Regions from separate parts of the Homo sapiens genome. Here region 2 is linked to region 1. Evidence: chromatin loops called from intact Hi-C (ENCODE). Cell type or tissue: dorsolateral prefrontal cortex. All regions are shown on one strand. Each heading gives the region's core, and the rest is flanking DNA. Links, peaks and the distances in the headings are about the cores only.

Region 1 (2,924 bases), core at 238-2,737:
TCTCTTCCTCAGTGCACTAAGGGTGTTGGTGAACTGTGAAAAACCTGTTTAAACAGAAATCACTTATACAATCTCATTTCAGTCTCACACCCCAGCCATGTAAACTGGATATTTATTGCCTCCATTTCACAAATAATCAACAGTGGCTGAGAGGAGCCACAGGGACTCTCACTTGGGCCCCCTGCCTGGAGCCTAATGTTGCTTTCGTTACTGCACTGCCTCCATTTCCAGCTTCCCCTCCAGCTGCTTGGCAGGCTGCCTCTATGGACAGGATGCATTCACCTAGATGAGCTCTGGGCCAATAGCACTTACTGTGATGATAGAAATGTTCTGTATCTGTGCTTTCCAGTTCAGTAGTCACTAGCCACATGGAACTATTAAGTTCTTAAAATGTGGCTAGCCTGACTGAGGAATTATAACTTTAATTTTATTTAATTTTGATTAATTTAAACTTAGCCACCTGTGAACCGCACAGCTCTAGAGACAGAATCTGGAGAAAAATAAGAACCTGGGAAATAGTTCCAATGGTTTCTACCCACAAATCAAAGTAAACCTAAGCCGCTGGTTTGCCTCTCTGTTAAAAGACCTTCCTAACTCTTTTTCAGAAAAGTGGCAAGTTGGTACGCTAGTTGATGAGAGCACCCTCCCCATGCAAAATACTATTCAAGTGATGCCTTGAAACCAGTGATTGGCCAGCAGAAGCAAAATGTGTGGTAGAGCAGAGTTTCTCAAACTTGAGTGTGTGCACAAGTCATCTGGGATCTTGTGAAAATACGGATTCTGGTTTAGTGGGTCGGGGACAGGGTCTGAGACTTGCATTTCAAAGAAGCACCAGGGTGGCACTGCTGCAGCTGCTCTGTGAACCACACTTTGCCTAGCCAGACGGTAGAGCAATGCTGCTCACCAGGCCAGTTTTGCCTCCCTTCACACATGGGGGCATTTGGCAATGTCTGGAGACATTTTTGAGCATCATGTCTGGAAGGATGGGGGTGGGAAAATGCTATTGACATCTACTGGGTTCAGTCAAGGCGTGCTATTAATAATCTACAATGAACTTGTATGCATGCATCAAAATATCACATGCATACCATAAACATGTACAATTATTATATATCAAAAAAGCATGGAGTTTCAAAGACCTTCTTTTTAAAAAGTTTTTAAAAATGTAATAATAATAATAATCTACAATATACAGGAGAGCCCTGTGACAAAGAGTTACCCAAAATGTTAATAATACCAAGTTTGAGAAACCTGCTGTATAGCCAAGCAGGCTCTTTGGGAATAGGGGCATTAATGGCAGAGGGATGGAGCAGGCGCTCTTGGTGTAATAACTGATCGTCGTTTTCTCTCTTCCACTCTTTTCTCCCACTTGTCCTCACACAGGAGCCAATGCCTCGGCCCCAGACCAACTGAGCTTAGCTTTAGCCTGGAACAGAGTCGACATCGCTCGCAGCCAGATCTTTATTTACGGGCAACAGTGGCCGGTAGAGTATATATCGTCTCCCATGAAAAGCCCACTTTGGTTGGCCAAGGGTATTTGTTTAAGGAGCCTCTGAGGTCAGCTCAGAAAACGATTGCTTTTTCTTTAAGATGGAATGTGTTCCTTGGTAGCAAAGTCTGTATCCTGAGCTCCCTTTCTCATATTTAGGAAAGCACCGCCATCTAGTGGAAATTTCAACTGAACACAACTCCAAATATTTCCATCTCTATGAGTTGTCTTTAATAGCAATTTTCAGCTGCAAATGATGCCATTTATTTGAATACATCTGAAAAAATATAAGACAAATCTGTATTAACTAAAATTAAGGAAGGGGTAGAATTATTAATTTGCTTCTGATTGTCTTTGATGGGGCAAAGGGAAGGGTCACACCTCAGGATGCAGAATTAGCAGGCTTCCCTCTGCAGGCGCCATCTGGTCCTGGTGACTGAGCACAGGTCCTCCCTATTTGCAAAGAACAACATGAGGAAACCAATGCTTTATATAACTGTTCTTGGTTTGCTTCCCTCAATTGACTCTACCAAAAATAAAAATTTGAGAGATTGGCCATCAGGTGGGATATGTATGCATCCACAGGAGGCAGCCCAGCAGCCTGAAACTCGGTTTCTGTGCCTGGAATCACAGCACTCACCGGCAAGCCTTATCTTACTCCTTCCTTTCCCCTAGAGAGTTTCTGCCTGGGATGGAGCCCCTGTCTTCATTCAGTGCTGGTGGATTGCTAACATGGAAAGATTTGTCAGAGTCTAGACCCTGCAACATTTTTGTGAAATGGATTAAATAAAAATCTAAGCTATTGGCAAATCCAGAAAGTAGGCTGGTTGTTCTGTTTTGTTATGTTTTTGTTTTGTTTTCAGTTAAGTGACATCTTTGTGGTCTTGCTTCTACAGAGACCCAGCATTGATTTAGGGCCTTTGGTCTGTTGACTTGGGTCCCTCTTCTCAAGTTGGCCTGGGGTCTCCCTCAGAGCCTAAGGATAACAAAAATGAAGACAGCAAAAGTGCCCCCTTTGACACTTCGCTGGTGTTGAGAAATTTAATCAGATAATTGCAAGGGGAAAAACCTTGTGAACCCTTGCACCTTCTTGGGATCCAGAACAAGAGATTCAGGGAAGAAATAGTTTTTGGAACTAGAAATGCTTGACTTCTATTTGCAAAGACAGGCACCCAAACATGGGAGAGGTGTGGCTGTCCCAAAAGTGAATCTGTGAACAGTCTTGCTAGCATGTTCTTAGATGTGCTGAAGGTTTACCAGATGTCAAAGGCATCCATTTCTAAGCTGTTCAAGTGAACACTAAAGAACTGCATCCATAGATAGACCCTGGGGCAGACTAACTCAGTGACTTGGTTTGCAGGTGGGATCTCTGGAGCAAGCCATGTTGGATGCCTTAGTTCTGGACAGAGTGGATTTTGTGAAATTACTCATAGAG
Region 2 (2,924 bases), core at 217-2,716, 610 kb before region 1:
GAGAGAAGATATAAGCATTTAGTCTTGTAGAGAAGATGAACTCAGAACAAAGTTAATTTATCAGAGGGTAAGATTAATGCTATGATAGGGGAGTTCACATGAGGAAGTGAAGAATTATAACTGGTGAATAAGGCAGTGTGAGCATTAATCTTTGTATTTTCTGATTTCCTGAGCACAAGAATGTATATCAGGAATACTTGCAGGTCAAAAAATGCCATCCACCAATATTAATGAAGCTGGTAGAAGTCTTGGGATATGGCTTCAGAAAATTGTTATCAAACTCATTTTTCTCTTAGAAAAACAATAAAAGGAAACTTTCTCTAAAAGTACAAGAATACTTATCTTCCCATCCATCCATTCATCCATCCATTTCTCTATCCATCTTCCAAAAAGCAGTTGAACTGATCTTTTTGGAACAAAGCAAATCATGTCACTCCTGTGACTATGTTTTCAGTGGCTTCCCACTGCTCTTAAACCGAAAATCAAACCCCCTCTCTTCCATTACCTACAACATTCTGCAATGACCTATCCTCTCCTACCTCTCTGGTCCCAGGTCATCTTACTCTCCCCTTTGTTCGTTGTCCTGTAGCTACTCTGCCTACCTCCCCTCCCCCAATGAATCTTAGGACCTTTGCATATGCACCTGCAATCCTGATCCCTCTGCTTCTGGCTCCTGCCCCCTGCCCTTCTTACTGCTGGCTCTTTCTCATGTTTCACATCAAAGGTTCAGTGTCATTTCCCTCGACCTTTGTTCACATCCTCCTTTATAATCCAAAGCGCTCCTTGAGACTAGGAATCCTTATCTATTTTGCTCATTAATGTCTCCCTGAACAAGGCATAAGAAATATATACTCAGTACATAGATTTCAAATGAGTAAACCAATACTTTTCTTGAGTGTGTGTCACCTACACTGGATTATAAGCTTAAGGACAGCAGTATGCCCATTTTGCTCACCATTGTATAACCAGTGCCTAAATCAGTGCCCAGTCCAACGAAGATGGTCCAAAAATAATTTTTGAAGATGTAAATAAATGAATTCATAAATAAAATGATTTATAAGATCTATTTTAGGTAAAAATAAAAAGCAAAATGAGAACAATAACAATAAAAACTTACGATCCCAACTTTAGGCTGCCAACAGATATGGGAAGGGAAGGTAAAAATTATAGCTTCAAGTTAAATACAGTTGTAAATAGCTATTCAATTTGAATTTATTATGAAAAAAAGTTCCCTAAAATTGTTTAAGCCAAATTCTAAATGTACTTCCCCTCCTATGTAGAATTGTGACTCCTATTTTATGATTCCTTATGAGTCTGTCATGTAAATGGTGTTTAAAGATTGTTAATGGAGTGTATTCTCTTAATGTCAATGAGGAGTTATCAAGCCTTAAATTAAGGACTGCATGAAAGACTAGTATTTCACATTGTACAGTTTTACCAGTCTAAAATGATTCTCACAATTGACCACCAGATGGTGATGTCTGGGAAAACCATCCCACGTGAAGAATTCTTTCTTCAGCCACTTGATGGCATCTCTCCGTTGTTTTCAAGATCTCCTGACCCATTCATCTTAATTCTTTTTGTGTTCCAGGTCTGCGTTGCTTTCTGTTCTGCAGTTCTTTCCTATCTCGTAGATTCCCACTATGATACCAGTCATGTGTAGGGTGTACTAAAGAGAAGGTCTTTGGGACATTCCTTTGAAAAATATTTGTTGTGAACATTTTTTAATTCTAATTGTTTTAGTTGTATTTTGCAGCAGAATAATTTTTTTCCCTTTTTATCTTTAAAGGAAACAGCTGTGTAGGCTTCTTTACATTTGTGAGAAAATATATATATCTCAAGGGACAAAAATACTGGTTAGCGTATTTGTGTGTGTATATGTGTGATGTTTTTAAGGCTTGATGATTAGCTTGCACAGTAGTGTTATGCTGCTGAACTATATTATGATTCCAAATAGGAACATTTAAGCTGTACTCTTTGTAGTAAAATAGACTATTTATACATCCTTTGCTTATGTAACTTCCTCTGATTTTTAAAAAATATTTATGATAAGAATATACAATCACATCAAAGCTCCAATGTAGAGTTTGGTTTTATAGTGTTTGCAGGTAAATGAACATTTTCAAATAAATATATTTTTCTTAAGGGCTAGTAATTTTTCTTCTGAATTTAGTTATATTCTCATTAACTTATTTGTTTTGGCCTTATGGAGAAGCCTTGGTTGGCATTTTATAAAACAAAGTTTTGGGTGACCATACTTTCAGGGATTACTTTCAGAGCATTTTAAAGATCCTCCAGATGAGTTTTGCTATTAACAGTCTGCAAATGAAATGAGCAAATTTTTTCAAGTGCTATTTTTAAGTCAGGAAGTATATTCCAGATGAAACACTTTTTTCATTGCCTGCTCTTTAAAAGCAAATCATAGATATCTTAAAGCTCATTAGAGATTTATCTGTTTTGAAATAAAACTGTTTTCCTCTTCTTCCTTCATGAAGATTTTTATCTGTATATCTTTAAGTGGCTTGTCGTTACGTTTTGAGCCATAAAGCTCACTTCTTTCAAAACCCCTGCTTCCACAAAACACAGAACTTTTATTTATGATCATGATGCTCAGGGAGGTTGACAATCATAAGTAGTTACGTACATGTGTAACAATAGTTGGACGTACATTATAACACACCAGGGCTCTGTTAAAAGTGTCTTGGCTGACTGGGAAGATCAAGCAGACAACAAGAGTAAGTTGTGAATAGCTGGAAAAGGGGACTTTATCTCTCCTCTGGCCACCTTAAATCAGTTAAGACAGGATTTGCAACAAATAACAAACCTCAACAAAATTAAAATATGAGGAAAAATATGTTCTCTCACCTAAAAAGAAGGACTGAGATATGATGGTTCCAAGTTGGTTAACGTAGAGTCTAAAAGAT

Evidence for each region. Hi-C counts contacts between places; a loop is a spot of excess contacts. Peaks named below come from ENCODE experiments on the same cell type or tissue, not always from the same donor. Only the 100,000 strongest peaks of a DNase experiment are listed, where the experiment ranks them.
Region 2: a loop joins it to region 1, with 7 times the contacts of the local background. A loop is called at or near these places in 86 of 110 quality-filtered maps.

Annotation. Positions count from the first base shown.
Region 1 is chr9:70,639,120-70,642,043 of GRCh38, reverse strand. It overlaps TRPM3 (transient receptor potential cation channel subfamily M member 3), which reads left to right. Exons shown (of 26, transcript NM_001366145.2): 10 at 1,384-1,484; 11 at 2,850-2,924. Among named protein-coding and RNA genes, the nearest start is that of MIR204, 170 kb to the left of the region's middle. In dorsolateral prefrontal cortex, for the core only: CTCF peaks have their summits at 1,463 and 1,668 (motif pointing left); DNase peaks (open chromatin) are centred at 1,425 and 1,916; H3K4me3 peaks cover 305 bases; H3K27ac peaks cover 1,460 bases.
Region 2 is chr9:71,248,486-71,251,409 of GRCh38, reverse strand. It overlaps a transcript of TRPM3 not described here. Among named protein-coding and RNA genes, the nearest start is that of TRPM3, 130 kb to the right of the region's middle. RefSeq lists a silencer at 1,363-1,657. In dorsolateral prefrontal cortex, for the core only: CTCF peaks have their summits at 1,285 and 1,488 (motif pointing right); no DNase peak of the experiment used is centred there; H3K4me3 peaks cover 364 bases.